Regions from separate parts of the Homo sapiens genome. Here region 1 is linked to region 2. The links are chromatin loops, found by intact Hi-C in ENCODE. Cell type or tissue: natural killer cell. All regions are shown on one strand. Each heading gives the region's core, and the rest is flanking DNA. Links, peaks and the distances in the headings are about the cores only.

The links. Peaks named below come from ENCODE experiments on the same cell type or tissue, not always from the same donor. Only the 100,000 strongest peaks of a DNase experiment are listed, where the experiment ranks them.
Region 1: a loop joins it to region 2, with 3 times the contacts of the local background. A loop is called at or near these places in 2 of 110 quality-filtered maps.

What each region holds. Positions count from the first base shown.
Region 1 is chr3:177,647,892-177,656,235 of GRCh38, forward strand. The region is part of intron 3 of LINC00578 (long intergenic non-protein coding RNA 578); the gene reads left to right. Among named protein-coding and RNA genes, the nearest start is that of LINC02015, 160 kb to the right of the region's middle. RefSeq lists silencers at 4,956-5,156, 5,070-5,364. In natural killer cell, for the core only: no CTCF peak of the experiment used is centred there; a DNase peak (open chromatin) is centred at 170; H3K27ac peaks cover 749 bases.
Region 2 is chr3:177,534,773-177,543,116 of GRCh38, forward strand. LINC00578 (long intergenic non-protein coding RNA 578) reads left to right here. Exons shown (of 4, transcript NR_047568.1): 2 at 4,623-4,721. Among named protein-coding and RNA genes, the nearest start is that of LINC00578, 97 kb to the left of the region's middle. In natural killer cell, for the core only: no CTCF peak of the experiment used is centred there; a DNase peak (open chromatin) is centred at 4,439; H3K27ac peaks cover 1,507 bases.

The sequences.
Region 1 (8,344 bases), core at 95-8,094, 110 kb after region 2:
TCCACTTACCACCCTGCAGAAATCACAGCTTTGGGAACTGCACCTATATTCCTCCTTCGGCCCTTTGACCTACAGCTTGGCATCGTGTCAAACTCAGGGCTTTGCTGTGAGCTGCGCAGTATCTGAACCGCATTGTGGAAAGCCAGGAAATGGGCTCTTTTTCTCTGAAATCCCCAGTTCTCACCTGTGACTTCTGGTGTGGATGCTACCAAGGTCCTATGAGAGATGGCATTGTCAGTGTGCCAAGCCACTTCTCAGGTCCTCACAGCATGCAAGCTCTTACAATTATTATTTCTTCTCCAAGTGGTAGGAAAGCTGCTCTTTGCACAGCTAGTTTCCTCTGAAATGTTTCCCACTCCATGAATGCTTTGTTCTGAATTTTCCAGAATTTATCTTTTGTAATTCAAAGCCAAATCTTCAGAATCTCCAATAGTTTTGTTTTTTCTTGTTCTCAAGTGCCTGCCTCTGCTAATGTCATGAATCAGTTGTGGAAATGCAAAGCCCAAAGTGTACTCTATTTTCCCCACCATCAGCCTCATGTACCCCTCTATAGACTGCAGAGAAAAAAAAATGGCTAAGAAGGAAAAATACAAATGTTTCCATTATATTGGGCAGGAGAGGAGGTGGTAAGGTTAACATTGGAATTGGAGTGGGAGTGGGAGGCCGTTAGGTGGGAGGGGTGAAAACTATTGTTGGGCTTGTGGAGCTTGGAAAATCTCCTTCTGTGGTTCTGATATAATTCTTGCCTCTCCCTAGAACCTCACTTTGTGAGGTTCAGTGTTTACCAGTGTCTTTCATTGTGTGACACATTCTTCAATAAGCCATCGTGTATTGAGAAGCGGGCTGTGGGTCATTGTTCACTGCACTTCAGGGCACTCATCCTTTCCTCTGTCCCTAAGGAACACAAGAACCACACCTGTCTTTTCAGCATCCTGTCTTGCAAGCCCAGTCACACGGTGGGTGCTCTGGAAATATTTATTGTATGAATGATTGAAGACGGTATGAATGACTGAAGACGGTATGAATGACAGCCAGGTTTAGTTTTGGGAAAAAATTATATTCAAGACAATTGAGGAGGTGATGCTATTCTGGATTAGGAAAAGGAGAGGGGAAAAAGGGAAAATAGCTTCTATATTCCAAGAGACTCATATTTTGAAACCCAAGATGGCACAGAGAGTATTGAGTTGTGTTTATTAGGGGCTGAGCAGTTTCTAGTGTCTGATAGCCAGAACATTGCATCTGCCTTCCCCTCTTATCCCCTCTGCAATAAGACATGAAGTCTTGGTTAATCTATAGGTCCTTGAGCAGAAGTGTCCTGGGTTATCCAGTCCTCAGCATCAGCAGTGTTCATCTATTGATCAATTGGAGCCTCAGTCAGGATCTTTGAACAGCTTTCCTTGGGCCAAGGGCCAGCTTCCCCAAGTGAGTGTTCTGCATAGAGGCCTGCACACCCCAGCCAGGTCATACCACCTAAAGTCACTCCACGGAGGTAGACACAGAAGGAGGAAACAATTCCAAACCAGGAATTTGTTTCCCCAAAATGTTTCTATCATTGATTTTCGCATTTATTTTCTACTCTTAAAACCATTAATAACCATGAAGCTGAAATAGATGCCTGGTTAGTTTCAAATCAGTTCTGTGACATTATTGACTTCATTCTATATCAGAGGAATAAGGAGAATTTTTGGGGAAATTATTTTAAATTCTGTCCTACTCTGTCTTACCTTATCTTTGTACTTCTTGATTTTTGAAAGCAGTGTGGTAGTGAATCATTAGCTATACTATCCTCACAAGCCCATGTCAGATTTTTTAGTATTCCTTACAGGAACACATTCTATCTAATAAATTTTTCAGTCAGGAAATCATAGGAGAGAAGCCACTGGTCGTTGCCAGATTGGGAAAAAATGGAAATTCAGCTTCATTTAAAAATATTCTCTCTACTTGACATATTTAAATATGTTATTCTTTATTATGTTTTGATTACATAAGCAAAGATATTTTGCAATCTGCCATTTTTATTTACAGCAAAGTCATAGAAATGAATCTTTCTCTTTTAGTTTATGGTTGTGTGGGAAAATGTGTTACTCTTTAAGATCATTGAAGCTTAAAATATAAGCTTGAAGTTTTACATATTGATAAGTTGAAATATTTTGGCAAAAAAATTGTATTAAGCAACCAAAAATTTGAGAAAGTACGGCTAAAATATCTTTCCTCATTGTAATAAAATAGAGATGTGAAGTTAGTAACATTAGTATAATATGGAGTTTAATTCAATAGAAATCACGCACTCAAACCTTTTCAACAACCATTTATTGAATATTGACAACGAGCAAGGCCAAAGTCAGTAGAGAATTAAATAATGAACCAAATCCATATTCTGTCCTCAATGAATGTATAAGATAAAGTATAATCAAAAGCAAGGTGGGGAGTGGTGAATACCATAAGGAATTTGGAAAAGGCATGTACTGCTCTTAGCAAGAGACTAAGGAAGAATCTGGGAGGAGTCAGTAGCTTTTGAGTTATTTCTGGAAGGATGATATATGAAGGGAAATCCTTGTAGTAGAAGAGCAGTATGTGAAGTATACATAATTTGAAGACTGCTTGTACTTCACTTTTATTTGGGATAAAACACATTTTGAGACTTGGCCTAGGGACTTAACCAAAGATAAATCCATTCTAGCCACAAAATCCCCTTGGACATTTTCTCCCTTTCTGGCCCTAGGATATTTATGTTTGCTGCTCCCTCTACCTGGAGTGCTTTCTCCCTGAATACCTGTTGGTTTTCTCCCTCAGCTCTTTCAGGATATATAACATTCAAAATTTCAGCTGTGATTTCTGTCTCTCTTTCCTGCTTTGTATCCACCATACGTATTACTGTCTAATATACTACATATGATGCTTATTTATTTTATTTGTCTGTTGTCCCTCACTAGAATGTATGCTTCAGGAAGGCAAGGATATTTAATGTTTTGTATCCCCAAATCTTATAATAGTGCATGGTGCACAGTATGCATTCGATATATTAATGTATTTGTGGAATGGTTGAGTGAGAGCACAAAGACGAAGAAGCAAAGTGGCTCCGAACAGTTTATTTTAATTGTTTTAGGTCACAGCACAGCTATAAGCTGAATATGTATGCTCTTGTCTGGTGGCAGGTAGCTTATATGGGATACGAATCAGCATATAATGGCTAAGAGCACACTTATTAGCTGTGTAACCTTGGGCAAGTCACTTGACCTCTTTGTGTCTGGTTTTTTTCATTTGTAAAATAGGGCGAACAAAGTCCCCTCTGCATAAGATTATTGTAAATATTAAATAAGTTAATATATTTATGTGTATCTGACATAGAACAATTGGTACATAAGTATTTACTATAATTATTTGCTTTTCTGTTACAGAATTGAGTTTGGTTTTGCCCATCTGAAATATCTGTATTTGCCCATCTGAAGTATTTGCTTTTCTGTTATAGAATTAAGTTTGGTTTTGCAACCAAACTCTGTTTTCATCTGTAAAATAGGGAGAACAAAGTCCCTTCTGCATAGGATTATTGTAAACATTAAATAAGTTACTATATTTATATGTATCTGACATAGAACAATTGCTATATAAGTGTTTACTATAATTATTTGCTTTTCTGTTACAGAATTGAGTTTGGTTTTGCCCATCTGAAATATCTGTAAAGACTCTGAGGACAGAACAGATACTTTGGAGTTTTCTTCAAACTTGCATAGCTCAAGGGGTAACTATTTCCTTCTGCATGGGCCGTCACCCTCCCTCCTGTCAGACCCTGCCCCTGTGCTTGCCTTCAAGCCTTCATACCTTCAAAACATCTTGCTCTGGTCACCTTTTATAGATGACCTTTCCCCATCTTAATTTCTCTGTTCTGTGTTTTGTGGCATACCGATTCTGGGTATGCAGTATGTGCTCAGCCAGCAAATCTGGTAATCAGTATCTTAATTGGCTTGGTATTTCCCAGTGTTCCTTTTTCCAAGGCATAATTTATTCTTTCTGTTTTTGAATGTAGCACATAGAATTGTATTACCTGAATTTCACCATTCTGTAAATCCAGTCATTGCTGTATACTTTTCTAGCCCTGACCAGGAAATCTATTCTTTATTTATCATGCTAACAACAACAACAACAGAGAGAGAAGCAAAGTCTTGCTTAAATGCTTTTAATTGCTATGCTGTCCACATGTGCTCATGATGAGAAATGCACCTCTCTCTTCTTCTTCTACCCATTGCTTGGCCTCCCTACTTCCATTTTCTTAGTTTACTCCTAAGAGCCCAATGTAACCCTGACAGTTTCCTTTAGATGTTGGAACAAACTGTTTTCCTGATGTTGAGTTCCTTATCAGTGTGTAAATGGCTCTAAAACATCAGTTTAAGCTCTGTCCCTTCCCTGTTCCAGATTTTGAGGTCTAGCAGGACAGGTACACAGAGGCTCAGCTTCTGGATCAGATCTTCCTGGTATAGGGAGTTGGATACAACCATCTCTACAACTCATCTAGCCCTGCAGCCCATTGGAGATCTCAGGGCCACTGCACACTGTTTTTCTTTACTTGGGGTAGTGCAAATAAGCTGTCACCAGTTAAGAAGTGGTCTCTGTTTAGAGTGGCAAAGACTCACTTTGAGCACTAAAAACAAAAATGGAGAAGAATGTGAAACAAACCAATATTATTTTTACATAAAATACCTTACTTTTTTTTTTTCTGTAATGCATTCCTGGATTCAGCAATTGAAAGCAGAAAAGTGAAAAATGCACATTTTCTTTATAGACCTATGTTCACTGCATAGCTGACAGTAAGTTAAAAATACTTGGCTGGTGAAAAAGGTGAGAAATGGATGATTCAGCCCCTCCAAATAAAGAACCTGCAGCTGAAACTAAAGGCTGGTCGGATGTAGCATTGCAGAATTGGTTTTAGGTTCTCTTCTACTAGGCAAAATTTAAGGTAGTGAGCAGCATGCGCTGCGGTATCTAGACATAAAAGCCTTTATAAAAGTGAAAAAAATGTCAAAATGATAATTTTGAAAAAATGAGGTTCAACTCTTACTCTTAATTAGAAACACCAGAGAGAACACATAACACAGGAGTTCTTGTTACAAATCTGGCCTCTGTTTACCTAACACTTTCCTCTTGCGGGCTGCCTTGTCTCATTTCGAAGGCATTGCAGGAACTGTTTATGACCCTGGCCTGCTCACTCCCCTACAGCTGGTTTATTTTTGACTGCCAGTCAGTCAAGGTGCTAATTGTGCTTATGAATATCTCACAGCTGTTCTTAACACATTGTTCCAAACAGTTCTCTTTGGCATTTAACCATGAATTTTGACTTTTTTTCCCCAGTGCTAACATTCAAGACTCCACTGGGTTGAGAGCTCCTACTTTTTTTTTTTTTTCCTTAACTTATATTTTAGGTTAAGGGTAGATATGCAGGTTTGTTATGTAGGTAAACTCCTGTCACACGGGTTTGTTGTATGGTCCCAATGCTAAGATACTAAGCCTAGTACTCAATAGTTATTTTTTTCTGCTTTTCTCCCTCCTCCCGTCCTCCACCCTCAAATAGGCCTCAGTGTCTGCTGTTCTCTTCTTTGTGTCTATGTGTTCTCATCATTTAGCTTCTGCTTATAAGTGAGAACATGCAGTATTTGGTTTTCTGTTCCTGTGTTAGTTTGCTAAGGATAATGGCCTCCAGCTCCACCCATGTTCCTGCAAAGGACGTGATCTTGTGCTTTCTTATGGCTGGGTAGTAGTCCATGTTGTATATGTACCACACTTTCTTTATCTGGTCTATCATTGGTGGGCATTTAGGTTGATTTCATTTCTTTTAATTTGCCCAAAAACCCCCAAACAACCCCATTAAAAAGTGGGCAAAGAACATGAACAGACAATTTTCAAAGGAAGACATACATGTGGCCCGGGAAGCATATGAAAAAAGCTCAATATCGCTGATCATTAGGGAAATGCAAATCGAAACCACAACGAAATACCATCTCACGAACCAGTCAGAATGGCTATTATTAAAAAGTCAAAAAATAATAGATGCTGGTGAGGTTGCAGAGAAAGGGGAACGCTTATACACTGTTGGTAGGAGTGTAAATTCGTTCAACCATTGCAGAAAGCAGTGTGGTGATTCCTCAAAGAGCTAAAAACAGAACTACCGTTGGACCCAGCAATCTCAATCTCATTATTGGGTATATACCCAAAAGAATATGAATCATTCTACCATAAAGACACATGCACGTGAATGTTCATTGCAGCCCTATTCATGAGAGCTCCTACTTTTGATGTTAACTTCCATTTCCTTTTAATGCTCACCTCTTCTATTGTTTCTTTGCTGCAACCACCTTCCATTTTATTTTTTAAAATAAAATTTTCTTTTAGTAGTTTTAGAAAAATGCAGAAAACATGAAAAGATAGCAAGGAGTTCCCATAAATTCATCACCCAGTTTTTCCTATTTTTAGCACCTTAAATTATTATGGTGTATTTGTCACAATAAATGAACCAATTTTAAATATAGTTCATACTTTATTCAGATTCCCTTAGTTTTTACTTAATATTCTTTTTCTCTTCCAGAATCCCATTCAGGATGCCACATTACATTCAGTATGTCTTCTTAGACTCCTATGGGCTGTGACAGTATCTCAGAATTTCCTTGCTTTTGAATATATTGAGTTTTGGTAAGGTATTTTGTAGACTATTCCTCAAGTGGAATGTATCTGATGTTTTTCTCATGAGTAGACTGGGTTTATGGATTTGGAGAGGAAGACCACCATATCATATCAAGGGTGCATGCTATCAATGTGACTTCTCACTGTTGATGTTTGATGGAGGTAACCTGTTGGTAACCTGACTGAGGTAGTGTTTGCCAGATTTCTCCACTATGAAGTTACTTTTCCCCTCGCGTTCACACTGTGCTCTTTGAAAATGAGTTTCTATACACACGCCATACTTAAAGAATGGGGAATTATGCCTCACCTCTTGGAGCGTAAAGTGTTCACTGTATATAAATTATTTGAAATTCTTCTTTTCTTTTCTGTTCTTTTTTTCTTTCCTTTTCTTTCTTTCTTTCTTTCCTTCTTTCTTTCTTTCTTTTTCTTTCTTTCTTTTCTCTTTCTTTCTCTTTCCTTCCCTCCCTCCCTCCCTTCCTTCCTTCCTATTTAAAAATCAGTATGTGTGTTATACTTTGGATTATATATAATCAAATACTACATTATTTTTAAACTTAAATTGGAGACCAACTTTATTTTTAAGGAGTCACTTGTCACTTCCGACACCCCATCTCTTAATAGTCTTGATTATTATAAGCAGAATAGTATGGTTTAGAGAGTTTAAACTGTATCAACACAATTCTAGACAGCTATTTTCAAAGGCTTCTTCCAGATCCTCCCTTTCTATCCTCCTTCACAATCCCAAGACATTTAAAAGAATAACCTGTGCTTAGAACCCTGCTGATAGAAATGCTTCTGGTTTTAGGTAACTGCCCAAACTTACTGGAACATTACCCTACCTTCTACTCCACTTCGCTGATGTAGTTTTCATCATATCTTCTGTGTGTTGTATTGAGCACTGGCACTCAATAAATATGAAATGATGATCAATACAAGGCACTAAGTGGTCTCAGTTGAGAAAATACTGAACAGAAACACAAAAATATCAAGGTATAATACAATTTTCTTTTCCGTCATCACTGGTTAGCCCGGTTTGAACTTTCTAGATACAGAAGATAGAACATCATGTTGTCCAAAATATAATGAAAATTTCTTCCCAGAAGGCTTTTTAAGGGCAAATGGAAGTACATTTTAAGCCCATAAATCTGTTGCTCATTGTAGATTTTTCTTTACTATATTTTTCAAGTTCATCCCAAGCCATAAATGTCTAAGTGACTTCATGTGCTTGAGGCTCTGAATTTTTACGTTCCCACCACATTCAATTAGTTGGCTCCTTTTGCCCGAGGAAGAAATGGCTTGTTATTTTTTGACTAAAATGCTCCATCTGTTATAACGGCCTTCGTGTATTCATTTTTATCAAGTTACCAGCCACATGTGCCGCTCCAATTATTAGAAATGGAGTTTAGAAAATCTATAATCCCTCCCTAGACAAATATCTTTTTAAATGCTGTTCCACTGGTTGACTTGAGTCCAGAACTCTTTGGGGGCGATTTTCGTTTTCTTTAGTAACAGCCCCTGGAATGCTTTCTACAAGCACGGAATTAGGCAATGGTAAGCACTTCTTGAAGATTACTCTTCTGTTTCATCCTGGTATCTTGAGGTGGATCTCCTTGGTATCTCTGATCCACGATGTTTGCAAAGCCAGACCACTCCCTTATGACTCCAAGGGGCTTCC
Region 2 (8,344 bases), core at 144-8,143:
CTGGAGCTATTTGTTTATGTTGGGCCAGAAGGACATGTGCATATGTGTGTGTGTGTATGGGCTTGTATACAGACATGTATGAGCATCTACAGTTAACCACTCAAAGAAATGTCACGTTTCTGTGTTCCCACAATTGGAAGGGTGCCCTGATCTCAGGACCAAGAAAGCAGAGATTATGACTTGATGACAAAATTTTGTTCACAGTCTAACCCAGAGATTGATCTTAATCCTCACTGGGTAATTGTCCTGGGCCAGGCAATCTTATCTGGAGAAGGCCTACTCTTCAATGCTGTTAAAAAGATAAAGTGATGCAGAAGGCTCCCAAAACAAAAATGTATTCACTGTTCCTCATGTACAATCTGCTACTACCTTGACAGAACAAAATCTTTGACATAACTTGCTCAGGAAAATGATTATAGGTTATGAATATTTTCTACTTCTATAGGTAGGAAAAACATTATATGGTGATTGAAAATACCCCATGACAGCTGTATAAAGTTTGGAGTGAGTTAGCTGAGGAGTTTCTAGATAGAAGGAAGATGATGTAGGATCCTGAGAGTAGTGGAAGTTCTTAGAGGAAGGATGTTCTGGAGTCAGAGGATAGGACTGAAATGAACAGTCCTGGGTTTGGGAGAGCATTGAGATTGTCTTAGTTTCTAGAAGCAGAGCCTGAGACAGGAGTCTGGTATACATGATTCATTAAGCAGGTGCCCACAGGAGAAGGGGAGTGAGGGAAGTACGAGGTCAGGGGAAGAAGGGTAAGAAGGATGCGTTTTCGGCTGGAGCCTAGCGTTATCTTGGACTTCTAGGGAGCTTTGGATAGCAAATTGCACCATCAAGTTGGTGGCCCTTTAATGCAAGGGGTCAGCTTTGTGTCTGAGGTAGTCAGTCATTGGCCACTGGCCTAACTTCCAAGGTGAGGCAGGCCCATTAGGCAGGATGCAATTCTTCTGCAATGGATACAGCTGTGTGCCTTTTGCAGACCACAGCCACAGAAGCTGGGAGCTGGGCATGTTGACCTGGTGAGAGAAATATGAACAGGTACCGGAGCATCCACTATGCTCATGGAATAACCCAGGCATGTAGTGTTGACAGTTTGTGTCCTATCCAAATTATGCTGAGGAAAAGGGTTATTGGGGTGGCATTGAAATTCTTAGCAGTAGAACAAACACAGGTTTTAGAGCAGACTGTGACAGCTGGAAACAACCAGCCCAATAGAATACAAATTCCCTGGCTGCTGGCAGTGAGGGGCCGAGGTACCTGCGGGACTCAGAACTCAGGGGGGCTTGCCCCTTCTCTCCTGTTCTTGAAGTGCTGGCTGGAAAAGGGATCATTATTGTTTGGGGATTTGGGAATTCTCTAATGTTTTGGGGTACGGGAAATTGAGGATGAAACAGGTCATCTAGAGGTTCAGCTTTTCCGTGGCCTGTGATGGTGGTGGTGCTGGGAGAGTCAAGTGAAGGTGGGAGGAAGGAAGATGGAGCTCAGCATGTGGACTTGGCCAGCCTCATCTTTGTCCTCCTAACCAGAGGCCTAAATTGCTGTTCACCCTGAGTCCAGCCGCTGGCCACTTACAACTTCATGGCCTGGGGCAAGTTGCTTAACCTTTCTGTGCCTCTCTTCATCAACAAAAGAAGGCTTATAGTACTGAATTTATGGTTACTGTGAAGACTCTATAAAATATTTAAAATTTTTTTGCATGTAGTCAGTGCCAATACATTGCATTATTATGATATATTATTATTATTAGATACTAATGGTTTTTCTTAGCAGTGAAAAACTTTAAATCTCTCTTCCTCTCTTTCCTTCTCTTTTTCTATAAATCACATGCTTTGAGTACATTCAGATTATAGTTTAATATATAAACATAAGGGAAATTTTAAAAAGGGCAGAGAACTCAGAAAGTCATGAAAGAACAGCTATTCAACATATATTTTTCCACATGTGTTATTACCATTCAGTATGGTGGTTTTCTTTTACTCTGCACAATTGCATTTGTGAAACTAATTTGGGAGTAGTCAGAGGCCAGGAGATGAAACAGAGTTGAAGTAAAATCTCATTAGTTACCATGTAAGGGGCTGGCAAAATTTGACTTGAATTAGCCAGGTTAAAATGAGCTCGTATTTTAATAAACTAACAATAAGACTGTCTAGGCAGTTGAGGAGTGGGAATTGTTTTGAATTACATACTACTCGGGGAAAAAGATCTGTGATCAGAATAACAAGGTTTTACTGTACACTGCATATTGTATGAATTCTGCTGTCTCTTTGTGTCTTGAGTCTTTTATGATTGTCATGCCATTCTGGGAGCCACTCACTCAGTCTTTTGTGTCATTCTATTGTCAGCCATAATGAAATAATTGGGATGACAATTATTTGCTTGTTTAGTTTCAAAAGTTTTCTGTGTTCAATATCTTCTATTGTTTGCCTCATGGTACCATGATGTGATATATCATTCCTGCCCAGATTCCAAGAATAAAAAACATGCATTTTTTTTTTCCGGGAGAAGTGTCCCCTTAAGCACAATATTTAATGGCCATATATTAAAAGTGCTATAGTGAGCATATATTTAATAAAATAATTGCAGCCATCCATAACTCAAATAACTGTAACATACCAAGATGGTAGATGAGGTCACAGTCTACCATGGGAGTTCAGCAGTCTAATTTTATAAACCCCAAATCAAAATAGATAGATTGACAATGAGAGAGAGAATGTTTGAGACTGGACTTGTTAGAAAATACAGGAACTAGTCAGCTTGAAATATAACAGTATAAATTATACCTTGCCCACTTTAGTGATTCAAATGGCATGTATTTTTATTGTGAAGACTGCGTAACTTTGGTTCCCTCTTCCTCCCGAACCCTGCTCAAAGATTTTAGGGAATTAACTAAGGTTTCAGTAGTGAAGCTTTGGATCAGCACAGGGGCAGTTGTCACCATTACTCTACTTTATAATCTTGTGGGGAGGGAGCTTAACCAGGACTATCATCTCAGCCTGGGATGACATGCTTTGAAAGTGCTCCAGTGTCACTTTGAGGAGGGTGGCCACCTGCAACCCAGACTAAGCAGTGTAGTTGCATTACTAAGAGGTGTGTTTGGAAGTCAGACAAACTTGCCTTCAAATACAGACACTTGCTTGTTACTTAACTTTTCTGAGTCTCCTCATTTGTAAAAAAAAAAAAAAAAAAAAACAAAAAAACACAAACAAACACCACCAAAAAACCAAAGAAAAAAAAGTAGGAGAGTGAGAATAATAGTTCTTGCCTTAAAGAGTTATTGTGAGAATCAAATGGGACAATGCAGGTAAAGACATTTAGCCTAGAGCCTTGTACCGAATATGCACATTTTAAATAGTAGCTTTCTATTATTTTGTGATTCTTCCCGCCCCTGCTGCATTCCCCAATGCCTCATCTACCAGCAATTTGTGTGCACACTCAGGGTCAGCAATTCTTGGCTTGGGATTGCAAAGAAGGGAAGTACAGCCCTTTTCTGCTGGCTTTGCCTGGGTTGACCTCCCAGCTTTGCTCCTTGGCCTGATTCAGGGTTGGCAGGCATAGATGGAAAAGAGCCATTGGTTGTTAGAATCGTCCAGCAGGAGATGAAGGGAGATCTCACCCTGCATTTTGTGTCTAAAACAATTGCTTAAATTTGTCATCTTAGGGACACATGTACATAGGTAAACACACGCATATACTGTACACATCCATGTGTACAGCTCAGATATTGTCTATAGGAGAACAAAATGTCTTGATGAAAATGAGTAATTCAGCTAATCACCCAGATGTTTTAGCTATATGTTGCCACACAGCTGGGTGATCTGAAACAGCTATCTGTTTGGTGACTTGCAGATAAAACATAGATAATAGAATCTCCCTCTTTTCCTCCAGTTTTTTGGCATCACTTAGATATAATCTAAATGATATGGCAACATATGGGAAAATCTCTCACATTCAAAAGCATGCAAGCAGCTAGCTAACGCTTTCTACTAAAAACTTTGCTTATAGGTATTTTGATGAATCTAGAATTCTCACAAAGCACATCATTTGAAAGAAATACGGCAGCAAAACAAACTGCTGCATTCAAAGCAGGGGTATTGAAAAGTGTCAGGCAAACATTTTTAACCTTGTGTTTGTGCTCGGTCTGGTCAAAATAGAATATATTTCCTTTTATGGAAGTGGTTTAAAAAGGGGTAAGAGACAAGATTTAGTGTTTGCAGGAAATCCTTTAGTTGTTTAAAAAGCTTCAAGGGTTCCATCTTTGGCATCCAGGTATTATTCTCATTAAGTTAGCATTTTAGGTTTCTGAAGTGTTTGGTTCAAGTGAAAAAGATTAATGTTATGCTTTGAAATTGATTACTATGGAAAGTCTTTGTACATTTGACTGTAAAGCAGAAATCAACTTGGACAGGAAGCAAAGCGGATGAACAGGAAGCTAAAGTAAATACCACAGTGACACGTGAGGGGTGGAAGGTGGTTAGTTTATTTTTTAAAGAGTTTTCAGACCATCAGTACATACGTTTCAGTTTCTAGATCCAAATCTCTAAGTGCTTTTCTCCAACTGGTGGGATGATTGAAATTAGAGAGTAAGACGAGAATTCACTGTGCTGGATTTTTCATTCCAGGTGCAGAGCTTTAAAGGATTATGGAGTCTGAAGACCAAATGGGATGATGGAGAACAGCTATTCAGTGGTACAAATGTAAATGCTCCCAGGCCCGGGCAGGTAATTTAAGTGAGTGAAGCAGGGCAAAGTGTAATTGTGTAAGCAGACATTTGCTGACTCCACATACCACTAGGGAACTATACTTTCCCCTGGCAGAAAGACAATCAGCTCCAGCCTATTATTGCGTACAGTAAGGCTAACCAAAGTGAGGGGCTACTCTAACTTTTCAGGAAAATCCAGCAGTCTTGATTTTTATGTAGTTTCCAAAATGTTTTTGTTATGGTTCATTTGGAGAGCAGCCTTTTGATCTCCAGTTTGCTACTTTTAATCTAGTCTAATCACACATCTTGCAGTTGTAGAAACCAGACCCAGAGAAGCTGAGCACCTTGCTTAAAGTCCTGCAGCAAAGGATAACACTGGGGCTCAAACCCAGTTCTCCTCCATCTTCTTCTCTGGCATTACCCTTCCACTGAGAGCACAGCATCCCGCCCACAGTGGGCTTCAGCAGGCTTTGTTAGAGGAAACCCATGGATTTTTGAAGGTTTTAATAAGTTAATGAAACTCTTTAATTAAATTAAGTAATTTAATTAAGGTGCTCTCCTGACTTTTTCCCTAAGATAATTATTTACTCAACCAATGTTTGTCATTGGTGCCTCTTTTAAAATGTTGTGTAACATTTTCATTGTTCTTTCATTCAGTTCAAGTTACTTTTCTTCATCTCTATATTTAATATATCCTCTTTGTTGATCAATGCTTCCAAATTCTCTTTACTTCACATATATCATTTGTCTAATTTCTGTGTTTGACTTTTTAAACTCAGTCACTCAGGGTCTGAAAGTGTCTTTAACTGGATCTATCTGTATTATATATTGCTATGCATTCATTGGAGGGAATAAAATACAAATTTGTAAATCTGAACATTATACTACATGGGGCCAATGGAGAGAGTCCATTTTACATGAAGAATGCCACTACTTTATCCCTAGAGAGTATGAGGAAGAGTTTCACCCATCTTTAGCCTCAGATCTTAGATTCAGTGCTTGTAAGAGAAGAAGCACTTATTCAAAGAAGCAGGTATATATACTCTGGTTGTGAATTCTTTCTGTGATTTCAAACAATATTTGGAAAAACTCATTTCTGAAGGCCTAAGGTGCAGGGAGACGAAAACTACTCTTGCGAGGATACAGTTGGTAACACCCATGAGGGTTCCATTTGCATCGACTCTTAGCCATAGCTGCACCATAGCACCAAATTAGGTAGGGACTGTGCTGCTCGTACCTTTGGGCTCAATGGAAAACTGTCCTATGATTCTGTTACTAATCATCTCCTACATTTGAGTGGCACTTTAATTCCCAAGACATTTCACATATTACTTTTGCCATTTTACAATGAGGAAACTGAGGCTCAGAAAGGGCAAATGACTTGCTCCTTGCCTCACAGCTGTGTTGAGGAAGAGGTGGACTAGAACTTCATGAATCCTTCTCTTCTCTTCTCTTCTTTCTCTTCTCTCTCTTCTTTCTTTCTTTCTTTCTTTCTTTCTTTCTTTCTTTCTTTCCTTCTCTTTCTTTCTTTCATTTTTTTGGAGACAGAGTTTCGCTCTTCTCACCCAGTTTGGAGTGCAATGGTGCAATCTCGGCTCACTGCAACCTCCACCTTCTGGGTTCAAGCGATTCTCCTGCCTCAGCCTCCTGAGTAGCTGGGACCAGAGATGCACACCACCACACCCAGCTAATTTAGGTATTTTTAGTAGAGACGGGGTTTCACTATGTTGGCCAGGCTGGTGGTCTCAAACCCCCGAACTCAGGTGATCCACCTGCCTTGGGCTCCCAATGTGCTGGGATTACAGGCATGAGCCACCATGCCTGGCCGATCCCCCTGCTCTTTCTACTGAGTACTATCTTAGCTTTATGGCTGTTCCAGCTAGCCCCCATATCATAGTCATGTTCACTATTAGATGACCTGCTGGGATAATTTTGCACATTCTCCTGCCCAGCAACACCCTGGTTGGTTGCTGCAATGAAGACAATGGCTATGCATAGAAGAATTTTAAAATACCAATAGAGGATCTCTAACTCTCTGGCACTCTACTATTTGTACATGAGGGGGCTGTTATTGTAGAAAAGGAAGAAACATTTTCCTGGTTGGGATTTTCATACTGGCAAATTGGCTATTCTGATTTAAATTCATATTGTTACTAATTGGTGTTAGAACTTTTGTTCTGGACTGTGCTTATGCTAAGTAGAGATTTTCCCTCCTTGTTTGATTATGGATTAGTCCACACATTTTTACCTTATGAAAGGAAGAAACAGCTTGTGCCGCCTCGGGAGGAAATATGTCATCTAATAATTAGGCTCTGAGGCACTGGCATCTTGAATACTGACCTGTGGGCAGGCCGTGGAGAGAATCATGGAAAAAGCTGCATTATCCAGGGCTTTTTCCTCAGATAGATTTAAAAAACAAATGTCTTTAGAGCAAAGCACTGAAGGGCGAGAAGCAGCAAACAGGCAGATTATTAAAGCATTTGTCATGAAGTTACAGGTGGGCTCAGGAAGGGTCCCAGTCCTGCAGGCCGGGCTGCCTTGCTGAAAATATCTTGTAAATTATGAGTTGTTCCCCCAAAGAAATCACTAGGCAGGAAAGGGCAAAGTTACTCCCTAGCAACTCTGGTTGCAATAGTTTCTGAACTATAGTTTCAGAAATCTGTCAAGGCAAGGGTCAGTTACACATGGGAGGCTGAATTTTTGTATTGGAAGACTAGGTGTTTAGGATTACAGCAGTGATCATTCCTGGAGCATGTGTATTTACACTTCTGTTTCAAAGAATGAGAAATACACACTTATAATGTCGGTGCTTTTTCTCATCTAAAAAAATGATGAAGTATGTCCTCTTGCATTTACAGATTCACTGTTTATCTTTAGTCTCATTAACTTATGCTGTAGTTCAATTCATTTTGTTTCTATTCATTTCATATAGAAATGCACTGAAATTTTGCTTCAATCTTTGTACAGTATTTGGCCAAACTCTCTATTTGGCTTTAGTTTTGGCCATAGCCTTTAAAGGCTGAGTAAACAAATGTCCCACTTCTGCGTTATTGATGGTATCTCTGAACCTGAGATGATCAATGACAGCCTGATCGTATTATTTATCATCATGCATAATTGGCATAAAAAATTAGTAAGAGGAACAAAGCATGCCCATCTGAATAATTACATTAAAATACAGGTAAAAACATTCTATATGTAATATGCTTTATATATTGAAATTCTCTGTCCATTTAAAATTTAAAATACATAAAAAAGTATGTTTATTATTGCAAGAGTACAATATTGCAATTATGAATGGGGATTATGAATGTAGTTAATTTTATAAACAAAACAATTAAGAAACTTCAAGTAAATAAGACTACAGGTTGACAGTTAATATTGATATTAATAGAGAGTACCTTAGCTACATAGCTTTCAGGATGATTATATCTTTTTTAAGCCAGCAAATGCTCATACACAAATTACTTATACAGAAGAACATTACAATGGAGATTGCATTATATCATAATTACCATCTTTGTAAAACTGTTGCATTTGAAAAATTAAGCAAAATAAAAGTTTAAGAATAATATTTGCTTATTATTTAACTTAATTGTGAATTTTCCATTATATTCAGAAAATTCTTCACAGAGATATTGT